Regions from separate parts of the Mus musculus genome. Here regions 1, 2, 3, 4, 6 and 7 are each linked to region 5. Evidence: chromatin loops called from intact Hi-C (ENCODE). Cell type or tissue: heart. All regions are shown on one strand. Region 1 has its middle 10 kb from the start of Ftdc2. Region 2 has its middle 15 kb from the start of Cpox. Region 3 has its middle 110 kb from the start of 4930461C15Rik. Region 4 overlaps Dcbld2 (discoidin, CUB and LCCL domain containing 2). Region 5 has its middle 9.9 kb from the start of Olfr172. Region 6 overlaps Dcbld2 (discoidin, CUB and LCCL domain containing 2). Region 7 holds the start of Cpox (coproporphyrinogen oxidase).

Region 1 (4,000 bases), 120 kb before region 5:
GGGCTGGCAAGATGGCTTGGTGTCTGTTCTTCCAAAGGTCCTGAGTTCAAATCCCAGCAACCACATGGTGGCTCACAACCATCTGTAATGAGATCTGATGCCCTCTTCTGGCGTATCTGAAGACAGATACAGTGTACTTACTTATAATAATAAATAAATCTTAAAAAAAATAATGATAGGGAGAAGGAACATGGATGAGAGTGAAAGAAGGAAGTGGAAAATGACAACACTGAGGGGTGAAAATCTAGTCAACCCTAAATGAAATTATAGAAGATAATAGGGTAAATACATCTCTTTATCTCTCTAACTCTCTCTCTCTCTCTCTCTCTCTCTCTCTCTCTAGTCAGGGAAGCAGAACCAGGAGTGATCTTGGGTATACATGTGTTCACATAGAACAAACACAGATGTATTATTATGTAGAGAGACAGAGACAAAGTAAGACAAAAAGAGGGAGACTAAGACAAGGTAGAGGGGAGAAGGGATCTTTATATTAAGGACTTTGGGCTCTGGCAAGTCCACTATCTCTAGGGATGGGGGAGGGGCCAGCAGGCTGGAGAGCTAGGGAGAGCATGCTCTGGTTCAAGTGTCTTTGCAAAGAGAATTTGCAGTATCCTTTCTTGCTCAGGAAACAGTCTTCAGGTGATAAACAGAGACTCACCGTCCACATTATAAACCTTCATTTCACCTAAAATATAAATTAACAGGAGCATACAGGATAAGGTTTGGCTAAATATCTAGGAAATGTGATCCAACATGGATTCACCAAATTAATGACCACAGGCTCTGACCAAAGGTCAACTCTTGGGCATGCATGAAGAACCTGTTTGTGTTACATGAACATGGGATAAGCACAGTAACACAGGAATGAAAGTAAAAAGAAAAGAAAAAAATATCAAAAGCACATCAAAAGACCTATTAGGTTATTTCAGAGAATCAAAGCCCAGGGAATCTAATCTGACAAATTGATTCACTTGTAGAAATGAGTGTGACAACTCAGCAAAGGCCAGGGAAGATTCCTGCTCCATCTGTGCCATGCATAGTGTCTTAGTCAGGGTTTCTATTCCTGCACAAAACATCAAAGACTGAGAAGCAATTTGGGGAGGAAAGGGTTTATTCAGCTTACACTTCCACATTGCTGTTTATCACCAAAGGAAGTCAGGACAGGAAGTGACACTGGGCAGGAACCTGGAGGCAGGAGCTGATGCAGAGGCTGTGGAGGAATGCTGCTTACTGGCTTGCTTCCCCTGCCTTGCTCAGCTTGCTTTTTTACAGACCCCAGAACTACCAGTCCAGGGATGGTACCACCTGAAGTGGACTGGGCCCTCCCTTCTTGATCACTAATTGAGAAAAAATGCTTACAGCTGGATCTCATGGAGGCATTTCCTCAACTGAGGCTCCTTTCTCTGTGATAACTCCAGCTGTGTCAAGTTAACAATGCACAACCAGCCAGTACACAGAGTAAGGAAAAGAAGGCAAGCATGGCTCAAGTCATTCTCAAAAGGGTAAAGAAAACATTCTAGCCAAATAATACTTTATGTACTTTTATCTATCTTTACTCATAATTTAGTATAACCTTATTCTTTTATATTAGCAAAGCCACTAGATGGGGCTAGTATTTCACACTGACTATTAAGAATGACTGGGCTAATATTTGGGAATCATTTTCATGGTCCTGGAGCATTCTACAAAATGAGATCATGCACTTGAAGACAGGATTCTCAAGGCTCAAAGGGATTGTTGCTACTGGTTTGGGGCGGGGACTGGTAGCTTCTTTGTAACCCCAAAGTTCCCAGTAAGGGACGTGCTTATAAATATCAATGACATCGAATTAGTGGTAACATTATGCCAGGTGAAAGGCAGAGCAATAAGTATAATAATGTTAAGAGAATTAAAGACAAGATCCAGACTTGGTCTCCTCTAAGCCTCCCAAGCTATTGTTTCCTCACTTAACATGTGAGTGTGGCTGCCGTGGCCCTCTGTACACATAAGGTTGATGGGAACTAAGAAAGTGCTGATAAAAAAAAAAAAAAAAATCAATGATCTTGGGTTTAGATGGGTCAATGATGTTTGCCCTGTGGTGTTCTCCTAACATTCAGTTGCAATTGAGGTTAGCTCTTATCTAACACAGGACATTCATTGCCAGGAGAAATGCCAGGAAAAAAAAAAAACTGAAGGGAAGGAAAGGTTTATTCTGGCTCTGGGTTTCAGCAGGTATGGACTGTGGCTGTCCAGCAGGAGTTGGGCATGTCATATCAGAAGGAGAATGAGGGAAGAGAGAAAGGACCAATGAGGGAGGAAGAAAATGAGAGAGAGAGAGAGAGAGAGAGAGAGAGAGAGAGAGGAAGCGAAGGCGTAGTCAGGAGATTTAGTCCCAGGCTACATCTCCAGTGACTTTTTTGCATCACCTACTTCTTACCACATTCCTTCTAATAACCCCCTAGGAGACAATCTTTTGATGAGGGTAGAGCCCTGGAAGGTCCTATCACTTCTCAAAGACCATCAACTGGCAGCCAAACTCTAGTTTCTGAGTCCTGAGCCATGTCATATTTAAAACTATGGATATGGAATATGGATATGGAAACTGCACAGATTCTGGTGACAATGAGAGTGAAAATCTGAACAAATACTTGGAGCAAGAGAGAGGGGTCTCTTGAAAGGATACATACTGGGACTGGATGTGGCTATGTTACTACTTCCAACCCTGCTTTATTCATCTTGACTTCTATGCTTGCTGGATGGAACCTTCCTGGTCTAATTTAGAAAGAGAAGAAAAGAAATCATTGGGTATCTGTGAGGTCTCTAGAGTGTATATTCTTATTTAGTTATTCTGTATCGCCTCACTTCTTTTACCAAAACAAGGAAAAAGTACTGATCGTCAACCTTCAGTAAAAGACAGTACCATAACTTCCCATCTTCATTCACATGTGATCTGAAACTCCTGCTTCAATGATAGCCAGCCACTACATAGACTTCTGCACTCGGCCCGTTCTTGTTTATTCTCTATTGGTTGGACGGTGAACATTATCACCCCTGAACCTCTTCCTTTTCCTTTTTAGTGCTGTCTTCTGCCCCACTCCCAAGACACTGCAGCAGAAGCCCCAAAGGCTTCTTGTTTTCTTTAAGATTATCTGTTGTTGCCCTATGTTCTGACATTGACAGTGACCTGTTCAGTTGTTCTGGGAGAACTCAAGTTTTCAGCATTGTGAGGCTCATATATACCTGTCCTGTCCTCTTCTTGGGACACATTTGCATTTGTCAGCCAGTGCAATAAACCTATAGTAAGAGATAAGTGTGGGTTTGTTTTTCTCTCCCTCTGGATCATTCAACCTCTTCAGCTCTGAACTCACCTTTCATGGTAAGTAGACAAAGGCCCAAAGGGTAGTACAAGTCTTTACCAAAACCCAAGAGAGTGGATTCTTGACTTCTAAGTATAAAAGGACAAAGATAAAATATCTTACATGTATATTTTCCAAGACAGTAAAACAGTCTACCAAGTAACCAATTAGGACTAAAATAAGGGTGTCCCTCTTGGAAGTTACTATGGTTTGATTGTGAAATGTCCCCACTTTAGGATTTTCCTGCTGTGAAGAGACACCATGACCACTGCAACTGTTACAAAGGGAAACATTTCATTGGCTCTGGCTTAGTTTCAAAGTTTAGTCCATTATCATGGTGGGAAACTTGGCAGCGTGCAGGCAGACATGGTGCTGGAAATGGAGCTGAGAGTTCTACATCTGGATCAGCAAGCAGCAGGAAGTCAATAGTCCACTAGGCCTAGGTGCTTCTGAGACCTCAAAGCCTGCCCCCAGGGACACACCTCCTCCAACAAGACCACACCTACTTCAACAAGGCCACATTTCCTACAATGCCAGTTCTTATGAGGCCATTTTCATTCAAACTACCACAGCCCCCTCACCCCAACGACCCCCAAAGCTTTTTTTGTTTGAACAGTTAGTTCCAAGTTGGTTGTATTCTTTGGGAGATCAGAGAAATTTTTTGA
Region 2 (4,000 bases), 66 kb before region 5:
GCTAGGTGTTTGAAAGCCCGCATTTTAAAATTTAGTGCCTCCCAAAGAAATATAGAAGGTCTAACTTCATAATAACCCTTAACCAGGACACTTAAGTTAGTGAGCCTAGGGCTTACAAATGCTTGACTAATCCTCCTGCGTTCCTGGAGTCCCAGTCACAATAGAGAACCTCACAGACCAGTTTCTATGAGCGAGGTGTGCCAGCAGAGCAAGGTCATTAAACCACATTCCAAGTTCAAGTCTACACGTTAAGCTCATTCAGCTGGTATTCTGAACTCTCCCCTGCAGTCTCGTATCTATTTCACACTTGAGAAACACGTTCCTCAGGGTCCCCAGTGAAGGAGCTAGAGAAAGGACCCAAGGCGTTGAAGGGGTTTACAACTCCATAGGAGGAACAACAATATGAACTAACCAGTACCCCTAGAGCTCACAGGGACTAAAGCATCAACCAAAGAAAACACATGGTGGGACTCATGGCTCCAGCTACATACGCAGCAGAGGATGGCCTAGTTAGTCATCAGTGGGAGGAGAGACCCTTGGTCCTATGAAGCTCTATGCCCCAGTGTAGGGGAATGCCAGGGCCAGAAAGGGGGAGTGAGTGGATTGGTGAGCAGGGGAAGGAGGTAGGGGATAGGGGGGGTTGTAGGGGAAACCAAGAAAGGCGATAACATTTGAAATGTAAATAAAGGATATATATATATGTTCCTCCCAGAGCTTCCAGGGACTAAACCACCAACCAAAGAGTACACATGGAGGGACCCATGGCTCCAGCTAAATATGTAGCAGAGGATGGCCTTGTTGGTCATCAATGGGAGGAAAAGCTCTTGGTTCTGTGAAGGCTTGATACCCCAGTGTAGGGGAATGCCAGGGGGGGGGGGAGGTGGGAGTGGGTGGATGGGGGAACACCCTTATAGAAGCAGGGAGAGGGGATAGGGGGTTCTGGAGGGGAGAGGGGAAACTGGGAAAGGGCATAACATTTGAAATGTAAATAAAGAAAATATCCAATAATTAAAAAAACACGTTTTAACACACAATTTGTCACGATCTAAGCCACCGTATTCTCAATAAGTTACCACAAAGCTGGCCATAGGATGAGAGTTGCCACACTACCCTGTCATAGGTAATTTGCTTATGAAGTGGTTGGTAAGGCCCCCAACTAAAAAGTTCATTTTAGTACACACACACACACACACACACACACACACACACACACACACACACACTTTTTTTTTTTTTTGAGACACGGTTTCTCTGTGTAGCCTGGCTGTCTTGGAACTCTGTAGGCTAAATTGACCTTGAATTCAGAGATCAGCCTGCCTCTGCCTCCTGAGTACTGGGATTAAAGGCACAGGCCACCATCATCTGGCATGAAAACACATATATAAATTAGTCTTCATGGCAATTTTTCCATGTTCAGGTGTGACTAAGGTCACTTCCAGTTTTCAGATGGGTAAGGCAGAAAGCCCTTTACATGATCTGTTCCATCTGGGATGTACATCCTGCTAACAACACATATAATATGTGAATCCACCCAGCTTATCAAATTCTTGAAGTTCTGTTGTGAAAATAATTGGGTCAATAAATATCCTTGCTGGGATAGTGATGTATGCCTTTAATCCCAGTGCTTGAGTGGCAGGGGCTGGGGCTGGGGCAGGGGCAGAGGCAGAAAGGCAGATCTATGAGTTCAGGTTGGCCTGGTCTACAGAGCAAGTTCCTGGACATTGAGAAACCATGTCTCAAAACAAAGGATTGGAGAGATGGCTCAGTGGTTAAGAGTACTGGCTGCTCTCTTAGACATCCTGAGTTCCATTCCCAGCAACCACATGGTGGCTCACAATCATCTATAAAAGGATCTGATGCCCTCTTCTGGCACACAGGTATACAAGCAGATAGAGCACTCATCCATTAAATAAATATACCTTAAAGAAAACAAAACCAACCAAACAAACAAAACAAAAAAATTCCAATGCATGCCCCCCACCAAAACCAACAGCTCCACCAACCAAAAACCCAACCAGCCAATAAATAAATATCCTTTAAAATATTTTAATTAGTATCTCCAGCAATACAACTCGGCAGCTTCTACTCAAGGTAGTTTTTATTATCTTCCTCTTTTATGCTATTCAACATGAAGGGATACTTTAAAAGAATATATTTTGGGGTTGGAGAGACAGCTCAGCAGGTAGAACACTGGCTGCTTTTCCTGATGACCTGGGTTCAATTCTCAGCACCCAAAAGGCAGCCCACAACTGTAACTCCAATTCCAAGGGATCTAACCCCCCCCCCCACCACCACAGGTATATATGCAGCAAAACATCAATGCACTAAATAAATAAATAAATAAATAAATAAATAAATAAGAAAGGAAGCAATGAACAAGGACCTACTTTTCCTCATTTTAGTAAGGAATGGGACCTGCCTTGTTGACAACCAAAGGCGGTCTTCTCAGGTGACACCCACCTAGCATGTGAGCAGAGTCAAGCTATAGCTGAGATTCCAGAATCATTGTCCACAGCATCATTGTACATGATAAGGTAGTTGCTGTGATAGTTCATTAAATGTAAAGATTGTTAAATAGCCATAGATAACTAGAATGTGTTAAGTGCCATTAACAAAAATGAGGGGAGGTTATGGAAGAGCTTAAAATGCCCACAAGCTACCCATGCTAGTGTTTATGCGAATCTATAGCTCTTGAGGAAATTCAACCCGGAAGCATAAACATACCTATTGTTCATATAAAGGTGGTAATTGAAAAAGTAGAAGAAGACCTGGCCAAGGAAGTAAGTGCAGTATTAAGAAAGGACGCGACAGACTGAATCAGGGCAGAGAAATCAAGGGAGGAAATCCCAGGGGAGGAAGCGTAAGAAACAGCTCATATAAATGAAACAGAGAAGAGAGAAACTGAAAGGCTACACGAGGTGTGACTGCTACGGGGTGAAGACTGTACAGCTGCTGTCTGTGGAGGAAAGGGAAGGCGATAATGTAGCTTGTGCTCTGTGTCAACACGCCTGGTCAGTTTGGAATCACAATATTTCATAAACAGTGTAATCCATTAACAACAAGGTTTTCTCGGTAGTAAAAGCTAAATAAAAATTATTTTCATTGCTGTGCGCAGTGTCTTCAGGTTCTAACTGTGCATGAACATGGCAATCTTGTAAGAACCTTGCGGAACAGCTTTGCTCAAATGTAGTTCTTGGTTTGGGGGAGGAAGGTGGAGGGGGAATGAAGAAAACTGAGGAAGAAGGGAGAGTGAGAAGAGAAGGAAGAGGGAGAGGGGGAGGGGGCAGAGAGATTTCTGGAGAAGGACAAGGCAGAATAAAACAAGATGTGAGAGCCTTTGAATCCTGTGCTTCTTAAACTGCGCTTCTCTGGAGAGATTTTCCAGACTACTGTTAGCAACTCAACACAGTGTGCCTGCTACACATGCCTTGTCACGTGACTCCACCAGGTTTCCCACAACCGCCTGAAGTTCAGCGTTTGCTGTGTGCTACAGCTGCAAGAAAGCGGAACGACTGCAGCTGGGTTCTTATCAGAATCCCTACAGGTTCCAATCCGGAGTTGTCTGACTCCATGAGAAAGTGTCTGCCTCTTTCTGAGAAGGAACAAGCATAGTATCTTGACTTTCGAATAATAAATGACATTGAAGAAAATTTAAAAGACACTTATTCAAAGAGGCATCTCTAGTGTGTAGTTTCTGGACACCACAGGGTGTGTTTGAAACTTCAGCAAGAAGTTTCAGCAAGACTTCAAGTCTCTATTTTTGTGAGCCATTAAATTATTTCCACTATAAATCATCACAACCCTGTATGTATTTACATCATCAAGCTTATTTATGAATACAAAAATCATCAGCACCTAACCAAAATTTTCAAAATTTATTTCTCCTTTGGGCTGGTAAGATGACTCGATGGATGAAGACACATCTGAGAAGCGAGACAACCTGAGATCAATCCCCAGACTTCCCATGGTGGAAGGAGAGAACTGATCTCCACAAATCATC
Region 3 (4,000 bases), 450 kb before region 5:
GCAAAGTAGCCTAGTCAATGACAACCAAAAGCAGAGATGACGTTTATGGATGAAGATGGAAGGCAGTACATTTAAAATCTCACACAGCTTCTTCTTTCAGGACCAAAGACAACAAATCGGTTTCACGAATCATTTCCGTGGGACCACAGAAACCAGTCAAGGACGGAGACTATCTAGTCTGCAAAGCAGGGATCTGAGCCTCAGATTCAGGTCGTCTGTATTTCTTGTTCTCCTGAGTTTATGGGGTTAAATCAGCATCTGCTATATTTGAGTGCTTCGTCGGCAGACTGTCTATTCCCATTTTCTTCAGCCTGACAGAGAAGTCAGCAAATGGGAAGTATTTCCTAAATGAATAGACTACGTATCCATCCGAAGGATATGTATAAGCAAAGAATATTTGCTTCATCTGGATAAGCACTTCATTTGAGAGATATGATGACTCTCATGCAAATTCTACCTAAACTCACTGGATCGTGTGAGAGAGAAATCACGAGTGTTCCATTGTGGAACATGGCCAGTTTTTAAGAAAAGGGATAGAAGAATGAACCTCGAGCAGAAAAGTATTCCCTTAAAGAAAAATATTTGTGCTTTCCCTGGAAACCTGTACCTTATATGACATGCTAAGGGTGGTTTGAGTCTATTCGGTGGCTGACCTGTAGCTATTTTACAATTCTGTACATTAAATATATAAGTGTAACTGTCAAAAAAACCAACTATAGTCTCCTGACGCATAAATCCTGGCCTGTTCAGTAGAGAGACAATGTGTTTCCCTCCTCTAGTGGAAGTCAGTTTTGCCTGTATCTGCATACTTATTTCAGGATTCCTAACCTTAACATGTCTGTTCTTCAAATTCTCTTCGAAACTGGTTACATATGTCTATGTCCACTCAGTGATAATCAAAGTGCTCAGCTGTATCCCTCACAAGTCATTCTTCCTTAACACTTTCCAAAGTACTCTTTAGGAGAAGGCAAATATTTAACTCAGTACACATGTACATCAAAAGCAGAAAATGAAGAAACCACTCAGGCTTTCAAAAATAATTTGGGAGCTAAGTTTGGTGGGGGGAGGGGGGGAGTATTAATGTCCAAAGAACAAATTTAAATATTTGCATATATGATATGAATGCTTAGCATATTTGCTCTGAAGTAGCGATGGTGGAATTATCTCAACTCTGTCACCCCTGTCTGACAGTAGGAAAGAGTCTAATCCAGGATTTAATTTGCTCTTTTCGCTTCTGTTTACCTTTCTTGTCTTTTCTCTATTTATTGACTATAGATGCAAAAACCACACTATCGCTGAGATCCATACATGTGACAGGACCGACTATATCCACTGTGAGCCTAATAATGTCATCTCTGGACAGGTAGGGCAGGGAAAGGGGCCCAGTTTCTCTAGAACTGAGGCAGTCTTTCTTGGAGGACAGAACTCAGAGATTTACATCACAAGGCTCTTATAATGCTGACTAAATTGAATGCAAATAATTTTTTTGTTTTGTTTTGTTTTTTCGAGACAGGGTTTCTCTGTATAGCCCTGGCTGTCCTGGAACTCACTTTGTAGACCAGGCTGGCTTCGAACTCAGAAATCCACCTGCCTCTGCCTCTCAAGTGCTGGGATGAATGCAAATAAATTTAATGGATAAATTTTATCCATTTACTCATTCCAGCCTCGGTGGAACACAACTGTACTTTCAATTCTCGGGGGGCAGAAAGGACATCTGTAAAGACAAATACTTTTAAACTTGCTTGTAAATTTTAATTTTGGTGGTTTGGCTTTTGGGACACACACACAGACACAGTCAAGCTTGGAGACTATGCTTTGTGTAGTGAAGTGGCTGCGGACTCTCCACAGACACAAATACATCCTTTTAGGCATCTAAGAAAATATTAAAAGAAGGTGACACTTGATTTCCATAGAGTTTCTCAACCTGTGTGGGTCGAAAGCCTCACAGGCTCACATATTAGACATTTACATTACCACTCAATTACAGTTATAAAGCAGCAACAAAAATACATTCATGGTTGGGGCTCACCACAATACAAGGAGTTGTATTAAAGGGGCATAACATTAGGAAAGCTGTACGGATTTTTGTGCACCTATTGCTCTACATCCTAACTCAGCCGTCAAATCAATGGGAGAAGTTACAGGCTTCCACCAGCAGAGGGAAGTAGTGTCCTGGGGAAAAAAATGAAATCGTGCCCAGTTCTTCCTCCTGAGCAGTGTAAGAGGAGAAGGCTTCTTGCTTTTCTTCATTTGTAGTGGGAGTTTGCTATGCTGTGCCTAGATCATAGCCAATTAGAAGGAACAGAATAGGGGTGAGGGAGTGTCACCGAGAAGGAGTGAGAGAGAGCAGTTGGGGCTGAATGGTAGAACAGGTCCATCCATGCACAGAGGAAAGGACTTTCCTTACAGCCTCCATTTGTGTCTCAAATCGCAAACCCAAAGCTTATTCTGGAATCCGTGGTTGCTAATTGGCTCTCCCTGTGGTCACCGTTAGCCACTCTTAACCCATAGAACCTCAACTAATTTGTCCTTGGGGTGCTGTGACTTGTAAAGTGGCTGGCTGTTTTACAATAGACGTATAGCTCTTTCCCCAGTGTTCTCAACACTGCCGAAGGTTAAGGCCCTGGCTTTACCAAGGGAAACTGAATCTTGCAGTAGAGCAAGTGACTAGATGAGAGGACCCATTTTCTTAAGAAACCCTGGGCCTAAGGAAAAGCCTTGCCATGTAAACTGTCTTGCTGTCACAGCAAGGAGAGGTCAGTTGTCACAAGAGAGAAGCCTCTTCAGCAGAATGATGAGATGGCGCACTCACGTGACAGAGACGGTGAAATGGTACCTTATACGGGCATCTTCAGGAGACAGAGATGGAGGAAAAGCAGAGTGGAGAGAGAGAGAGTGAGAGAGCGATTCCATACAGCCACTTGGGCAAGTTCTTAAGATACTAGGCATGCTCAGGGGCTGGAGAGGTGGCTCAGAGGTTAAGAAATCATCTTAGCTGTCCAAGGGTGGCTTTCGTGTCTACATGGTGCCCCTGGAGAAATAGTTAACATTTCCTTTGCTGTTCATTGTTGAACCAATAAAGTCTGTGAACCCTTAAAAGAAAATCATCTTACTGGGTAATTCTAAAACTCATCTTCCTTGACATCTTTCAATGAGTGTATAAACAAACTTGGCATTATTTTTTTCTGGTTTTTTTTTTTGTTTGTTTGTTTGTTTCTGAGAACAGGATTTCTCTGTGTAGTCCTGGCTGTCCTATAACTCACTCTGTAGACCAGGCTGGCCTTGAACTCAGAAATACGCCTGCCTCTGCCTCCCAAGTGCTGGGATTAAAGGCATGTGCCACCACTGCCCTGCTCGACATTGATTTTTTTTAATGAGGTATAAAAGCAGAAATAAATGGAAGGCAGGTCAGGCTGTTGAGTTGGAAACTCTTAGCAAGTGCTTTGACCCACTTACTAAGAACCCACTGTACGTTTGCTCTTTGGTACCCAGGAGAGACTGGTTCTAGAAACTCTCTCAGATACCAAAGTCCATCCATACCATGCCCTATGCTCTCTCCTCCCTCATCTCACTCCCTCACCCCTATTCTGTTCCTTTTAATTGGCTATGATCTAGGCACAGCATAGCAAATCTCGCCCCCTCCCCCTGCCCCCTCCCATGAACAGGTGTACACCGAATCCCCGAGAGAGTAGTCACAGGAGGGTACGAACCCCCACCTCTTAGTACAAGGAATGAAGTGTGAAGTTAATGGGGTCCTACCAAAGGCAGAGGTCCTGTGGTCCTGAACCATGACCCTTTTCTATATAGTGGTGTTGTTTCATAAAGACTACTTGTTGTTTCTATCAGTGATATCATTATGTAAGACTTACTTGGAAAATCTTATTGGTTTAGAATTTGCAATTTACATAATTGTCTTTCTTAAACAGGAAAGATACCCTTGGCTGTTCCTATCAAGCAAGTCCACCATTATTTTTCAGGCTCAGTGATCATATTGTTTATA
Region 4 (4,000 bases), 290 kb before region 5:
GTCTTACAATATACACTTTACTACATATACATAAGATGCTTTCTAGTTTACCATTCGTCTTTTAAATTTTGGTGACTTCTGGTAATTTAAAGCATACTGCTTTTGCCAGGCAGTGGTGGCACATGCCTTTCATCCCAGCACTAGGAGATAGGTGTGTGGATCTCTGTGAGTTTGAGGCCAACTTGGGCTACAGCCTGAGCTGCACAAAGAAACCACCCTGTCTCAAAAAACCAAAACTGAACAAAACAAAACAGAACCCTACACTGCTGTTAAATGTGGGGCAATGGGCTATGCACAAACAGCCTGGTTTCCAGTCGAGCTGAGGTCATGAACTCTGGTGAAACCCAGTGGTGATAATTCACCTACATGGGACAGAAGGCCTTCCCTCATGTCTCCTGGACCCCTGGCTCCTGTCGAAGTTACTGCCCCCACAGCCAAGAGAAGCGTGTGGTTAGTAGTCACATACACAATGTCCCAAGCTTCTGACCTTCAGGCTAGACTCCTCTCAGTTACCTAGCAACAGCAAGATAACAAATCCACTATAAGAGGAGCTGCTTGGCCCCACCTCATTCTCTCCCTCTTACTCTAGCCTTTCTTTTCTCTCTCTCCTTTTTCCCTTTCTCTCCTCTTGTCCATGGCCAGTCTCTCTCTCTCTCTCTCTTTCTACCTTCTCTCTTTCCCCCTGCCTTTCTACAAGAAAGCTCTAAAATCATAGACTGTGTCTGTTCATCAAGGCCTGGACTAAGGACTCTCTCCTGCATGGGAACCTCTCTCCCTCTGCCCTCTTCCCATATCTCTGGGGCCTGGTGCTGCCCTGGTGCTCCTATTTTGTTCTCAGCTCCTCTGCCATATCCAGCGTGGGATGCCAGAGACTGAGAACCTGGTACGGGGCTGCCCCTTGTCCAGCCCCCACCGGATGGGGTCAGTGGCTTCACACAGCCAGATGCCCACTCGGGGACGAGTGGAAAGCATCTGGCAGTCCTCCTGCGTCCTCCACGCCCAGAGCACAGGAGCTCTGGTGGGCCTTCTCCCTCATCCGTCTTCCCCTATACCCACAGCCCTGCAGTTAAACGTGTGCAGAGGTGGAGGTGGAATGAGCCAGCAGCATGCCGAGTGACCTGTCCACTAGTCTGTAAACACTTGTGTCTCCCAGTTGTGGCCAGCTTTGTTTCATAAATGATGTGTAAGATATTCTTGGAGATACAAAGTGTTGAGCTTTCGACTTCTCTGTCATGATGTCTGCTTCGCTCTTAATGTGGTCGTTCTGTTTCATGGCTTCAGATGTCGCACTGGCTGCCGTTCTGGTCCCTGTGCTGGTCATGGCCCTCACCACACTCATCCTCATTCTAGTGTGTGCTTGGCACTGGAGAAACAGGTCAGTACCCAGCTTGCTTACATGATTGACTGGGGGAGGGGTGCGGGGATAGGAAGCAAATTTCACCTGGAGAGTTACCAAACTAAAGGCCACTGATAGAATCATACAAATCTATCCTAACTAGAGGATACATAGCTTATGATCTGCTCATACTATCACAAGTGTGTCTTTCACAAAGGGCTCAAGCTGTTTGCCTGCTAGGATGGGCAGATCTCTAGCCACCAACATAACTACTGAGGTGCTGTCTGAGCTTGGGTCAGAAAGAGAAATGTAGGGTTTATTTTATAGATTAGAAAATTCTTGAGTGCTAAGCAGACTGATTATATTATCCGATGACTGGAAAGTGACAGGATTTACAAAGTATGGTCCTGGTGCCTAAAAGAGGAGGAAAGAGGCATCGGGATAAACTTGGAAACAGTCTAGTCAAACAGAAGTACCACAGCATGATTCTACAAGAGGGATGTGCTTGACAGCAATGTCAGCAGGACGCACGACTGTGACGGAAGCAGCAGCAGCCTGGAGTGATGTGAGGTTTCTGACTAGTAGCGATGCTGTGGGTTGAAAGAACATCAGAAGGGATGGGTTTGATGGAGAAAGAAGATGACGTATTTGTTCACTGTTCAATAAATAGTATATCTAAATATGTGGCTGCTCCTTTATGCCAACTGTTGGCCCATGTGCTAGACTCTAGCAGCTGGAAATCTGTCCATCCTAGCAGGCAAGATTGAGCACGTTGTAAAAGATACACTTGTGATAGTATAAGCAGATCATAAGCTATGTATATCCTTATTTATAAAGCAGAATCTTTCTTGGTAGCCTGTAAACGCTACCTTTAGTTAGGATAGATTTTCATGATTCTATCAGTGGTGGCCTTTAGTTTGGTAAGTGAGTGAATAGTAATTCTTGTTTGTTGTTTTTAATAGCATTTTTTTCTTTTTATTTGTTTATTGATTTTATGAGTGCTCTGCTGCATGTACACCTGCAGGCCAGAAGAGGGCATCAGATTCCTTTATAGATGGTGGTGAACCACTATGTGGGTACTAGGAATTGAACTCAGAACATCTGGAAGAGCAACTAGCACTCTTAACTGCTGAGCCATCTCTTTAGCCCTATAATATATTTTTTTATTAATTGAGGATTGCATAATTATATCTTGATCAAACTTGACCCAAACTCCTCTAGGATCCACCCCCCCCCCCAATTTCATACCCATCCAACGTTGTCTTTACTTGTTCAACCTATTGTTTATATGCTTGGGTGTGTGGTGTGTGGCCATCCAGTGGAGTCTGGTCTACCTACTGGGAGCCACACCCTTGAAGAAAAGTAATTATTCTCCCTCTTTAGGTAGCTATTAATTATCAGCAGCTCCTCAGATAGGGGTGGAATTTCATGAACACCTCCCCACTGGATACTGGGATTTACATCTTGATCTCTATATGCTATGTATATAGGTCCACACATACCATGTTCCGTTTGTTTAGAGGACGGCTTGCAAGAGTCTGTTTCTCCTTCCACATTGTGAGTTCTAAGGAATCAAGCTCAGGTCCTCAGGTTTGACTGCAAGCCCCTTTTCCTACAGATCCATCTCACCAGCCCAAGTGTATCAGGAAGTGTCCTTTCACCCCTGGACTCCTTTAGTAAAAGGATCTGGGTAGATAATAATTCTTCACCCAGAGCAGTTTCTCCTGGGAGGGAGGACAAGTCAGAGCTCTGAGTTAGATGGAGTAGGCAGTGTGATTCTTGTTCATTGCCCTTGTGCCTCCTCTTCCTCACAGATGTCTGTAGGTCCTTCCAGGCCTGGAGGAGCATCCTCCTCCCCCAGCACTTGCCACTGCTAGTTGTGACATTGTTATTTGTTGGTGTGGTGGGGTGAGGACATGAATATAGTGTGTATGAGAAGCTAAAGGCTTTTCTGTTCCATTCACCTCATGCCCCTGACTGTGTGGTCACTGCTGGTTTGCTGCCCTTTGGTTGGGAGAGGAGTCACTGTTTCCTCACTTTGATTTTCAGGAAGAAGAAAACTGAAGGCGCCTATGATTTACCCCACTGGGATCGGGCAGGTAACTTGTGGATTTCCTTCTGTTTTCAGGCAGAAATCTCCCCTCTCCTGGGTATAATGGTGGATGAAATAAGTCCTCGGGTCCTTAGGGACTCCTCAGGTAGAACTTCACATGCCGTCCTGGGCTGGAGAGATGGCTCAGCAGTTAAGAGCACTAGTTGCTCTTCCAGAGGTCCTGGCCAGGTTCAGTTCCCAGCACCCACATGGCAGCTCACAACTCTCTGTAACTCCAGTTCCAGGGTATCTGACATCCTCACACAGTCGCACGTACAAAACACCATTGCACATAAAATACAAATGAATAAATCATGTTAAAAAAAAGAAATCAATATGCTCCACCATGTGGTTCATAAGTAATTAAAGGAGAAATGTAAACACACATTGGTATCTCTTCCTCTGGAAAGTTGGTCTTTTCTTGTAACTATTCTTCTTGAGGAGACCAGCCTCCCGTGTGACCTGTGAAAGCACTGCATAACAAGGACTAGGGTCTCAGGGACTCTCTCTCTCTCTCTTTCTCTCTCTCTCTCTCTCTCTCTCGCTGGGGTGTGTGTGTGTGTGTGTCTGTG
Region 5 (4,000 bases):
TTTTGCTATTTTTCTTTTTTTTAATTAAATTTTTTTCTTTCATTAAAAATTGATATTCTTTTCTCAAATAATCTATCCCAATTACAGTTTCTCATCTGACTACTACACCCAGTTACTCTGTTCTTCCTCTGTGATCCGAGTCTACCTCCTTTCTGTCCCTCATTAGAAAACAGAGAAAAGGCTCTGCTTTTCTGTGCAAGCCGTTGATCCCATCAAAATCAGACATATCTCTGTGACTTTGAGGACAGTCTGGTCTACACGGTGAGTTTCAGCACAGTCACAACAACCCAGAGACACTGTTTCAAAACAATAACAACAAAAAATAAAACAACAACAACCACACAGCAAACAGGTATCTACGGGATAATAATAAAATAAATAAAACAAAGACACACTTATCAGAATAGAATAAAACTAAAGGAAAAGGCACCAGCTTGACTTCTCAATGTTTAATGAGTTGTGTAGGTGTTTTCAGCAGTGGGGCCTTGCCATCAGTTTGTGGAGAGCAAGCTATTGTCTTGGTAACAGCTTCTGTTGTTACGGGTTCTCATAGGACCACTTTGGCCAAAATTTCATTGTATGTAACCCAATAACAGTACTAGAAGCTTCATTTCATTACAAGAGATGGCCAGTTGTTGCTCTGTCTTCCCTATTATTGGGCAAGCCATCAATTTGATAGATGTTGGGGTGAGCCAATTCAAAGTCCTGGATCTGGGCCTGAGAAGTATCTGAGCTGGTCAGCTGCTGGCTATTCTACTTTCATGGCCTTAGGGCTGGCTCACCAGCAACATCCTGCAACTGGGGTCATCTTTACTCTTCCTTGATGCCCAGGCAAGGTACAAGACCTGCTCTCCCAAGGGTTGCAGCCAGTGCGGGACAGAGCCAGATCTCCCACTCTCATGACCCCAGGGCCAGATCTTCTACTTGCCATAGATGGCAAGGGACAAGGGAGGAAAAGAGAGTATCTCTCTCTCATCTGTGCCACCACATAACACACAGAGGCAGGGTCAGTGCTCCTCCATTCATGCCTTTTGGGGTAGCTTACCTGCAGCCCCCTTATCCAGGGCCAGCTCCACTGTGCTGCCCAGTGAAGGTATGCTGTGTAGGGTCTGCTCTCCTGATTGCTGCAGCAGTGAGGGGCAGGGCCAGCCCCTGTAATGGCAAGGGGTGAGAGTGGGGGATGGCATATCTCTCTCTTGCTCATGCTGCCACATGGTAGACAAGTTGCAGGGCCAGCTCTCCCATGCTCATGCCCTTGACTCAGCTTGAGTGCTTTATCTGGTGAGGGACAAGGACAACTCTCCTGCTCTCAGGAACACAGGTGGCAAGGTGGGAGGAAGGTATCTCTCCCACATCCGTGCCATCATGCAGGAGGTGAGTGGCAGGGCCAGCTCTCTCACACTCACACCCTCGGGACTGGCTACCTGCAACTCCCACAATGTGCGTGTGGGATAAGGGGAGCGCTCTTTCTTCTCTACTGCAGCTAGCTACCAGTAAGATAAGTTCTTCTGTTATCATGCTTCCAGAGCCGGCTCTCCCAGGAAGCCCAGGTGAGGGGTGGGGCCATCTCTATAGTCCTCAGACATTAATGTGTTCTTCAAGGACCAGGGAAGTCTTCCTGGCCTTTGTTGGAAACAGACCTGTGCTGCTGCAGGGCCATAGAACCAGATGTGGCTCCTGGTGACAACATAGGCCAGGATCCCACCATAGACCCAGGTAGTGTCACCAGCTACTTATATCAAGCTGCTCCTCACTAACTTTGAGTCTCTAGTTCTGCTTCTCTTCATTGTGCCCACATCCTCTGTTTCTCTTTCTATTCCATTTCTCCATCACTTACTTGTTCCTCTTAGTGGCAACCAGGGTCTTTGGATGTCTGGGGTCATCTCAGGAGTGGTCTCAGGAGTGCTATGCCCCACTTGTGCATTAAGGCAGCAGACAGGGGCCATCTCAGGCTCATGCAAGGTACATCTGTTTAGGGCTCATTCCTGCCCAGGGACTGAGGTTCCAAGCATGGTTCTTCTAATCTCCAGCTTGCTTCTCACCCTTGGAGCCTACCCAGGCCTGCAAAGCAGCAAACTGGTGATTGTCTCATGCTTGTTCTTTTCAGGGAATGTTGTGTTAGGCTACTAATCATTCAGATGTTTACACAGGCTGTAGATGTAGCCTCTCTCTTCTCTGCCACCTACTGACGCACTTGTAACACAGCAGCCACAACAATGACTCTAGGGACAAATACAACAGTGATTTCTATAAAAGTTTGCATTCCCTCCAGTAATGGAGGAATGCTCCCTTTGCTCCACATTTTCTACAGCATGAACTGTTATTTGTTTTGTTGATCTTAGCCATTCTGGTGCAGGTAAGATGAAATATCAAAGTAGTTTTGATTTGCATTTCCCTGCTGACTGAGGTTGTTGGTCATTTCTTTGAATGCTTTTTAGCCATTTGTGTTTCTCTTTTTTCTTTTCTTTTCTTTCTTTTTTTTTTGAGACTTTCCTGTGTATATCTGCACCCCATTTTTAAATTGGGTTATTTGCTTTGTTGATATTTTGCATTCTTTATTTATTTTGGGCATTTTCCTTCTATCAGATGGGTAGTTGGTGAAAATCTTTTCCTATCCTGTGGAGTTGCAGTTTTGTTTGAATGATGGCTTTGTCATAGAGAGAAGCTTTTCAGTTTCATAAGATCCTATTTATTAATTGTTAATCTTAGTGCCTGTGTTAATAGTATGCTGCTTAGCAAGTCTTTTCTTATGCCTATGAGTTCAAGGCTAGTCCCCATTTTCTCTTCTATTAGGTTCAGTATATCCAGTTTTATGTTAAGGTCTTTGATCTATTTTGAGTAGAGTCTTATGCAGGGTGACGATTACGGATATATTTGAGCTGTCCTTCGTACATCTGTCCTGTTAGACCAGCACCATTTGTTGAAGATGCTGTCTTTTTTCACCCAATTCATATCTCTGGCTTCTTTATCAATATTCAGATGCCTATATGTGTGTGAATTTATGTCTCTCTGGGTTCTCAATTAGAACCCACTGACCAATGTGTTAGTTTTTATGCCAATAGCACGCTGCTTTTATTATTACAACTCTTCAGTACAGTTTGAAACTGGGGCTAGTGATACCTCCAGCAGGTCTTTATTGTTCAAGATTGTTTTAACTGTCCCGAGTTGTTTGTGTTTTCTATATGAAGCTGAAATTTTTTTTTCAAGAATTGTACTGGAATTTTGATGTGGATTGCGTTGAATCTGTAATTGCTTTTGGTAGGATGGCCATTTTTACAATATTAATCCTACTGATATATTAGCACATGAAATCTTTCTTTTTTAATAACACAAGAATTTCAATTGCTTGGTAAGAGATACTCCAATATATTGTATATTATATTGTGAAAGGTGTGTTTCACTGATTTTTCCACCGTCCATTTGTCATTTGAACATAAAAAGACTACTGATTTTTGTGAGTTAATATTGTACCAGCTTTGTTACATGTTTTTTTATCTGCTGTAGGAGGAGTTTCCTGATGAATTTCTAGGATCATTTATGTATAATATCTTATCATCTGCAGATAAAGATACTCTCGTGTTTTCTTTTCAATTTGTATGGCCTTGATCTCTTTCTGTTGTCTAGCTCCAGTTAAGTCTTAAGTACGATATATGTTGAATAGGTACAAAGAGAGTGAATAACTTTGTCTTGTTCCTAATTTTAGTGTACTTGCTTGGAGTTTCTTTCCATTTAGGTTGGTGTGTTGAGGTATTCCCCTTGTATCACTAATCTCTCTAGGACTTTTACCATGAAGAGGTCTTTGATGTTTTCAAAGGCCTCTTCTGAATCTAATGAGACGATCACGTCTTTTATGTTTTTCAGTTTGTTTACATGGTGAATTACATTTATTCATTTACATATGTTGAACCATTTCTTTATCTCTGGATCATGGTGGATAATCTTTTTGCTGCATTCTTGGATTTATTTGCAAGTATATTATTGAGAAATTTTGCATCTGTAT
Region 6 (4,000 bases), 300 kb before region 5:
ATGGGAGAATATTGGAAGTATGTCACTGGGGTGTTGTCCCATCCCCAGCTTCCTGCTCTACCCTTGAGAGAATCTCAAAATGAAGGCACCTCTGTCCCCAGGGAAGATGGGTGGTGCTGTGTGGAGTGGGGACTGACGGCTTCTTTCAGTGAGAAGCGCAGTACTTCCCAGACTTTCCCAGCCCGCTTCTTATTTCATAATCTATCTCATGGCGACCGCACAGTGACCCTGTTGCCCCTTCTTGTTCTTTCATTACATTTTTTTTCTTCTCCCCATGAAGTATCCTTGGAGGAGTTTGTTGTTTTGGTTTGGTTTAGTTTTTGTGGGGTTCTTTGTTTTGTTTTAGTTTGTCTTTCCATTGTTTTATTCTCCTGCAGTGTCCAACCTTTTAATTTCATCTAATGGATTTTTAATTCCAATACTGTATTTTTTTTTCTCTCCTTCATATTTACCTTGGGTTTTAAATTTTCTTCCATATATTTTTTCATAGGCATATGAGCACGGAGTGTGTTCATCTGGTAATTTTACCAAACACACACCTCAGTGCTAGCCATTATGCTATTGATTGCTTCTGGGTGTTTTTATTAGCATTATTAATCCTCTGTGTGTGTGTGTGTGTGTGTGTGTGTGTAAAGCTTTATTCTGGGATGCAGTTAAGCTACCAGGAAAACATTTCTTTATACGTATTGCTAACTTGACAGTCACCATTGAGACAGTGTCCCAAGTATTATGAAATTTACTCATGAGCTGATGATGGAGAGCGTTTTGAAGCCTGTGTTGTCATAAGCTTGTTCTACTTATCACAGGGTTCTTTTTCTGACTCTAAGTTGCTTCTGGCTGAGGACTTAGGGGAAGTTTCATACAGAGCCCAGTGGCCTTGCTGTAGTTCATCCATTCCTGCTGACACTCATTCTGTCCCTTTCCTGTCCTTACTCTGCTAAGCTCTACCCCAGAAATTCTAGGTTTCTGCTGACCTCATGGCTAGCAAGTTCTCTAGAGTGTGGGAAAGCCTTGCCCTGTGACCTGGAAATTCACCAGTCAGTACTGATAAGCAGAGTGTGTCTTGTTTGGGCCCCTACTCTGTAGTTCTGACCCTTTGCTGCCCGTTGCCCAGTGTCTTGAGAACTACTGCGTCCTGCCGTGCCCTTTCCCAGTTCTTCTGTTGTTCATGGCTGAGGTCCAGCTTCTCTCACTCAGTTACTGACAGAAGAGGAAGGCTCTGAACTTAATGAAATAGCACATATCTTCACACTTCAATCTGTCCATCTCTTCGCTTCTCGGGTAACTTGTATTTGTTTTGACATGTCTTCTAGGTCTCTGCATACCTACAGAGCCTGAGCCAGAAAGTATAACCAATCTCCTAAACTTCCATAATTTATTGCTTTCTAATACTACACCATGTTTGTATTCAGGGGAGAATGAGAGAGAATGTGTGTACTTTTTCAAAAATGTTTCCTAAGGATGTCTAACAACCTTCCCTGTGCATCAGATTCTCAGTGAATGTTGGCAGATGGACTAGAGCATTTCGTTAGGGTCACGTATAGCCAGCCCAGTGTGCACTGTGTACTTGAGGAAGACCTTGAACTTGTGATTCTGAAACTGACTTCATTACAGATGTGCTGCACCACACCCAGTTCTATGAGGAGATGGGAAGAGAACTTATGACTTTGTGCACATAAGCAAGCAGTCTGGCCTACATCCCCAGCCTTTGCCAACAGTTATGTCCTGAAATGTTGTTTCAGTCAGTTCCTGTTCACTGATAACAAAACTGTCAGCATTGGCCTTTAATCTATGTTAGAGCAGGAGCTAGGGAAAGTATGGAAGCTTACAGAAAGGGGGACTGTTGGAAGTATAGAGAGAACATTATAGAAACTAAAAGATCTTAATGTATCTTCCAGCATGTGTAATCTAGTTACAGGCAGATGGACCAGGAAGAAATAGCTGTCCTACTTGGGCATGACTTAGGAAGTCCAGTATGCACATGTTCTCGCTTTAGCTAGTGGAATGGATGTGGCTAATTTGGCACAAGGGGAAAACAAGGCCCTGCTTAACTCATTGAAGCCCTGCGATTAAGTCAGAAGTCACAGTCAGCTCAGCTCCTGCTGCTGGCCTCACACTGTCACTCTGTGGCCACTCTTTCTGTGCCCTGCCTTGAGGACCACTAATGGCAAATCCATGAAAGTACTGTATAAATAGGGCTGACTGAGGAGAAAACACATTTGCTTGAAAGGGTTGAGGTAATGAGATAATCACTTTTAATCATGTTTTCTACTTAAAGATTGTTTTTATAATGCATGTGTAGCTGTTGAGTTCCAGTCGTTAAATCAAACACAGAATAGCATTTCAGGGTTGTTGCTACTTGGGGTAAGCAGCAAGTCCTGACAACTGGGATTGTGGTGTGAGGAGTGCCGTAACACGGTTGGTCCAGCAGGTGGAGGTAGAGGCCTGGCCCATGAGCTGAGGCCTTTGTGTGATGGCTCTTTTTCACTTTAAATATAAACTTTAGATGATCGTTAGTTCCACAGGGATTGACGATGATAGTTTATTGATGCGATGAGCTGTGGCCCTGCAGTTGAAACGTTTCCCGTATTGCCAGGTTAGCTATCACTCCTGTCCAGTTCGTAAGCCATCCTAACAACATTTTTGTAGTTAGTGTTTCCCTCAGATAAGCTTCCAGGTAAAATGTGCAGTGTTTTAATAACTGCTTTTCCAAATGCTGATTGAGTTGTTTTCTGAGAAGTCTGTTCTGTCATCATTCTTTATCGATGTTGTTGAACATGCTTAGCTGGAGCAGTCTAGTTCTGGTCTCTTTTTGATGTAAAATACCAATTTTTGTTATTTTTTAAAGATATTTCAAGGAAACAAAGATTATCACAAGGATGTTCGTAATAACTTTTTGCCACCAATTATTGCACGTTTCATTAGAGTGAACCCTGTCCAGTGGCAACAGAAAATTGCCATGAAAGTGGAACTGCTCGGATGTCAGTTTACTCTCAAAGGTAAAGAGCCAGTGTGGCCAACAGTGGTCCCCACCATTGCCCTTTTAAATTTCCCACTTAACTGACACACAGTCATCACACACTTATGGTATACCGAGACATTTCAGTGTGTGTATGCGTATATAATGATCAGATCAGGTAATGATCATGTCAGGTAGATACAGTTTCTTTGTATTTGACACTTTTCAAAGTCCTCTCTCTAGTAGGAACTGCTCATTTGTTTCCCTGTTAAAATGTTGCCATCAGAATAGTTTCACAATGCAAATGAGACTCTCCAGTTCTGGTCTTGGAGACTTTTAAAATTAGGTTCTGTGTATTAAGATCCATGCATTGAGGGTTAGAGCAGCAACCTAAGCTTGAGTAACTTTTATTTTGAATTAACAAAAAACTGGAATAAATTCACCCAATATTTTATAATGTTTTAATGTTATTTCCTTATATTTCACAAAGCTATCATTGTGCCAGACATAGTTGGCTCTCCATACACACTCGTTAAATGAACTGAATATAGCATATATTAGGTTATAGCTATAGAATTGGATAGCCAATAATCTTCTAAGGTTACCTATGAATTAGTTAATTATTTAATTATTGAAAATCTGGAAAATCTTATAAAGCCTGAAAAATCTTAGTTTTCTTGCATTTAATGCAAAGTATAATTATCCATTGGATTCTGAGATTTAAAATTGTTCTGCAGAATTAAGCAATTTAGGAAATGTTGAACATTTAACATTGCTCTTTTTAAACTATAATTTTTTTTCAAAGCAAAATGTATAAGCATTTCTAACCCCCTTTTTAAGGTCGCCTTCCAAAGCTTACTCCACCTCCTCGGAACGGCAATAACCTCAGAAATACTACAGCTCGTCCCAAACTAGGTAAAGGTATGCCTGCTTTTAATGTGAGACTTTGACATGTCCTGTAACTATATTTAAAACATAAAACTGAACTTTCCTTAAGTTATTAATGTTTAAAAAATAAAAAAAGGTTTCTTCAAACTTTTT
Region 7 (4,000 bases), 81 kb before region 5:
ACAGGCGCTGTGAATCTGTCTCATACATAAATTTTTCTTGGAATATTTGAGGGGTTTCTTCACATATCTCTCTGAACAGCCAATTAAAGTTACTTTAAAGAAAGAGCAAGTTAAATCAACCATACTAAATTAATTGTATATTTAATGTATAGGGTTGTAATAGCCCAGACTAGTCTCAAACTTACAGTTTGAGTAGTCCTCCTGTGTCAGCTTCACTTGTGCTGGGAGAACAGGTATGTACTATGCCTAACTGTATATTGATTTAAGTCAAATATGATCCCTTAAGATTTTTTTAATCTGTAAGAAGATGACAAATTTAAAATGTAAATCTAGGGCAAAATATTAAAATCTCAAAACCTTCACTTTCTGTTAATTTAATTTCTCTTTCAACGGCATTAGAGTTCTAACAAGGTCAAGTTTAGCAATACCTTGTTACTAATTGTTACACATGCGTGCATGCATAGAAATAAAGAGAAATACCAGAGAAATAAAGTGGGTTCATCAAACTCTCTCTTAAAAGGGAAAATGAATACACTGATATCAGGGCATAAAATTCATTATTTTTAACAGGGGAAGGATCAAATTAGCAAGGATTCGGAGAAGCATGTGGAGTTTGAAGATGAGTTGTATGTTTGTACCTAGTGAGATAGCATACAGCTCATCAGAATGTCCTGGCTTGTGGGGTTACACAGAGAATGAAATCATAGTACACAATAGAGAGCCAATTTTACACGCAGACGAGCACCCCTACTGCATAGCTTCTGTTTACAACTTACTGACTTCTTATTTGTCCAAGGCAGCTTTTGGATGCATCAAATTGCTTATAGAGGGAACATCTTCATATACTACAAATAGGACTTGGGAGTAATTTACCAGGAAGAGGTGTGTGTGTGTGTGTGTGTGTGTGTGTGTGTGTGTGTGTGTGTGACTGGTTTTGTTTCTTTTGAGACAGGGTCTTACTATGTCGCCCTGGCCATCCTGAAAGTCTTTAAGTAGACAAGGGTGGCCTCAAATTCATATAGGTCTACCTGACTCTGCATTCTGAGTGCTGGGATTAAATATGTGTGCCACTATGCCCTTCTAGGAAGATGGTGGCTTTTATTTTTTTCTCATACAAATCCGTTTGTTTGTTTGTTTGTTTTTAAGGATTCCAGTAAGCACTGTACATTAAGATTAAGGTGGAATCAGAGAACAGGAGAGAGAGACATCCAAACAGGCTGGAAGCTAGTACACAATTTGTTCAGGGTAAGTACACAATTAGTTATTTGTCTGGGCAAGTCTCCTGAATTTCCCATTTGGCTTATTCTTGGCTAGCTTCACATTAGCAGAGCAGGATCATAAAGGAGAAGTTTCTTACAGAAAATTAGAGAGATTCCTTTTCGTTAAAGAGCTTCATTTATCACCAGGAGGCCCAGCCAGACCCAGGCAACCTTCCAAAAGATAATTCTTATCTTTCCTTCTCTTCCAAGTCGGCCTCCAGCCAGGGCACACTACAGCTAAAAGTTAAGGGTTTCTCTCCTCTGCAAGCTTTGTCACTTCTCGTGAATTCATTTGCCTGCCACATCTGCCAGGCCTGAGCACGCATGCTGCTCCAGGTAGTTTGTGGTTGCATTTGTGTAAGAAGCAGGGGAGTGAACATATCGGTCAGAACCATACCCACTGAGCTCCAATTCCTGCTACAGCCAGAATGGAAGCTTGTGAAAGAATAACCAGTGGCCTCGATTATTATTTGTTAGTAGAAATTAGAATCATCAAGGATAGTTAAAGGGCAAATGAGCCCTTCTGATACTATAAAATAATGCTGGCAATGATATATGCTTGGAACAAAACTATTAAATGTGTGAGCTTCTGTCCTCATATTTTCAACGGGTAGGGCTATGGGGAAGAACAGAGATCCAGGATAGTAAACCGGAGTGCGAATATTTTCTCTGGATCTACTCAGGAGCCCACTACCCTGAACTCTTTGGGTAAGCCAAGCACAGGGACAAGGGTGCATCCTCCAGACCCACAGCCAGGACGAAGACAAGGGGTGTGTCTCCGAGTTGTTATTTCTGCCCGTTTGTCGTCAGCCTTCTAACCCCACTTTTGCTCACTGTGGGTGAGCGAGCAGGGCAATCCAAGGTGTACGTGACTAAAGCGCCTATCTTATCAGTCCAAGCACCTCCACAGTCCTCTGGCAGCACAGGAGGCCCGCGTGCGAGCAGCAGGACCCACCTCTGTGCGCAGGGTGCAGTCTTATCTGCTCTTTCCGGGAGCGGTCAGGCGAGTGCAGGAGGCGATAGGACGGGACTACAGTTCCCAGCAGCCTCCTCGGCTCCCGCCAGCAGCCTGCGACCTACACTCGCAGCAGCTCTTCCGAACTCCACGTAGCAGTGCTGGGGAGTCTGGGTCTCAGGACCCTGGGAGCTCCGGTGGGTCTGCAGGATCGGATTTGCCCAGTCCCGGCGGGAGATGGCCTTGCGGCTGGGCCGCCTGGGTTCGGACCCCTGGTGGCGAGCGGTGCTGGGCGACTATGCTCAGCTGCGCGCCGCGTCCCCGCGCTGCGCGTCCGCCCGCGTCTGCCAGCTGCCTGGCACGGCTGGTCCCCAGCCTCGCCGCGGGCTGGGCTACGGCCCCTGGGCTAGAGGCGGGTCCGGGCTGGGGACCCGGCTGGCCGCGACGCTGGCGGGGTTGGCAGGGCTGGCAGCCGCCGCCTTTGGGCACGTGCAGCGGGCGGAGATGGTGCCCAAGAGCTCGGGGGCGCGGAGCCCCTCACCTGGACGGCGGGAGGAGGACGGGGACGAGCTGGCCCGCCGCTGCAGCACCTTCATGTCCTCGCCGGTGACCGAGCTGCGGGAGCTGCGGAGGAGGCCGGAGGACATGAAGACCAAGATGGAGCTGATGATTATGGAGACCCAGGCTCAGGTGTGTCGGGCACTGGCGCAGGTAGATGGCGTTGCCGACTTCACTGTGGACCGGTGGGAGAGGAAAGAAGGTGAGGAGAGAGCTCCTGTTTCTTGGTTGGGCACCAGTTGCAGTTTAGGATTGGGGATTTAAAGTAGAACAGTTTTTACAGGGGGGTGGGGGTGGGGGGTGATCTGTCAGAAGGGACAGACTTGAATGACTGACATTGAGAGAGCCATTCGCTTTCTACTTGCAGATGTGGACCCAGAGGTGCCAACAATGTAGGACAAGTCACTTGAAAATATTGGCAATTCATAGTTGCACTTTTTTTTCTATAGGTTTGTTAAAGAACATCTGCAGGCAGCAAAGTGAAGCTTTCATGTTCAGTTTGTTACTGAACACGTCTCCCCCCCCCCCCCCCCCCAACACACACATTTTTTATTTATCCATCTGGGTGCATTTGTCCCTGCCCTATTAGAGGCAGAAGAAACACTGATCCTTTATGTCTGCTAGATTCCCTATGTCAAGAGTCTCCCTACTGTTTTTTGGCGGGTTATATAAGGAATATTTGATTAGTCTTCCAGTAGTTCTTACTAAATTGCATCATCAAATTTCTTGAAGGATTCCTTAGAATGCCATTCATGTTGAGTCATGTATTGGTGGCCATGTTGTTCCAAACAGAGTAGTCCTTCCCTGTTCTCCCCTCCCGCCTTAATTTTAAACTTGAGGATTTCTGACTTTTTCCAAGCTGGAAATACAACAGTATATCATCAATCCATTGTGAGTTATGATGCTACCACGTCTATATTAAATGGGAGTCAGTCTGATTTTCATGGTTTTTCATCTTGTAATGTTTTAGGGTAAAAGTCACTGACCGACCCAGACACAATCTCAAACACTAGATAGCCAGCTTTGTGTAACCTTTGGAAGTTACTGTTTTCCACCTCTGTTTCATAGTTAATGAATATATGCCGAGAACTCAGAATGTCAGAAACATGGTCAGCACTTAAATCACTCCGGTGGTGTGATCTTGAATATGGTGCCCTGCTTCTTAGAAATAAAACAACTCAGACATTAGTCTTTGAGAACAATGACTCTACGGTGACCTGTTGCCTTA

The links. A loop is a pair of places that touch in the nucleus more often than their neighbours do. Peaks named below come from ENCODE experiments on the same cell type or tissue, not always from the same donor. Only the 100,000 strongest peaks of a DNase experiment are listed, where the experiment ranks them.
Region 1: a loop joins it to region 5, with 5 times the contacts of the local background. A loop is called at or near these places in 9 of 42 quality-filtered maps.
Region 2: a loop joins it to region 5, with 2.7 times the contacts of the local background. A loop is called at or near these places in 3 of 42 quality-filtered maps.
Region 3: a loop joins it to region 5, with 5 times the contacts of the local background. A loop is called at or near these places in 3 of 42 quality-filtered maps.
Region 4: a loop joins it to region 5, with 3 times the contacts of the local background. A loop is called at or near these places in 8 of 42 quality-filtered maps.
Region 6: a loop joins it to region 5, with 4 times the contacts of the local background. A loop is called at or near these places in 8 of 42 quality-filtered maps.
Region 7: it touches region 5 in a loop (2.7-fold over the local background); 3 of 42 quality-filtered maps call a loop at or near these places.

What each region holds. Positions count from the first base shown.
Region 1 is chr16:58,626,157-58,630,156 of GRCm38, forward strand. No RefSeq gene overlaps it. Among named protein-coding and RNA genes, the nearest start is that of Ftdc2, 10 kb to the right of the region's middle. In heart, a CTCF peak has its summit at 1,607 (motif pointing right); no DNase peak of the experiment used is centred here; H3K27ac peaks cover 1,146 bases.
Region 2 is chr16:58,682,892-58,686,891 of GRCm38, forward strand. No RefSeq gene overlaps it. Among named protein-coding and RNA genes, the nearest start is that of Cpox, 15 kb to the left of the region's middle. In heart, a CTCF peak has its summit at 1,861 (motif pointing left); a DNase peak (open chromatin) is centred at 3,480.
Region 3 is chr16:58,297,492-58,301,491 of GRCm38, forward strand. No RefSeq gene overlaps it. Among named protein-coding and RNA genes, the nearest start is that of 4930461C15Rik, 110 kb to the right of the region's middle. In heart, a CTCF peak has its summit at 2,156 (motif pointing right); no DNase peak of the experiment used is centred here.
Region 4 is chr16:58,459,674-58,463,673 of GRCm38, forward strand. It overlaps Dcbld2 (discoidin, CUB and LCCL domain containing 2), which reads left to right. Exons shown (of 16, transcript NM_028523.3): 13 at 1,282-1,375; 14 at 3,386-3,435. Among named protein-coding and RNA genes, the nearest start is that of Gm33475, 14 kb to the right of the region's middle. In heart, a CTCF peak has its summit at 2,363 (motif pointing right); DNase peaks (open chromatin) are centred at 468 and 898; H3K4me3 peaks cover 556 bases; H3K27ac peaks cover 2,140 bases.
Region 5 is chr16:58,749,364-58,753,363 of GRCm38, forward strand. It overlaps the pseudogene Gm26019. Among named protein-coding and RNA genes, the nearest start is that of Olfr172, 9.9 kb to the right of the region's middle. In heart, a CTCF peak has its summit at 2,188 (motif pointing left); no DNase peak of the experiment used is centred here; H3K27ac peaks cover 568 bases.
Region 6 is chr16:58,452,278-58,456,277 of GRCm38, forward strand. It overlaps Dcbld2 (discoidin, CUB and LCCL domain containing 2), which reads left to right. Exons shown (of 16, transcript NM_028523.3): 10 at 2,849-2,999; 11 at 3,800-3,880. Among named protein-coding and RNA genes, the nearest start is that of Gm33475, 22 kb to the right of the region's middle. In heart, a CTCF peak has its summit at 2,422 (motif pointing right); DNase peaks (open chromatin) are centred at 1,044 and 2,434; H3K27ac peaks cover 3,140 bases.
Region 7 is chr16:58,667,977-58,671,976 of GRCm38, forward strand. Cpox (coproporphyrinogen oxidase) reads left to right here and starts at 2,232. Exons shown (of 7, transcript NM_007757.2): 1 at 2,232-2,974. The coding sequence starts at 2,452. In heart, a CTCF peak has its summit at 2,451 (motif pointing left); a DNase peak (open chromatin) is centred at 2,385; H3K4me3 peaks cover 2,646 bases; H3K27ac peaks cover 3,409 bases.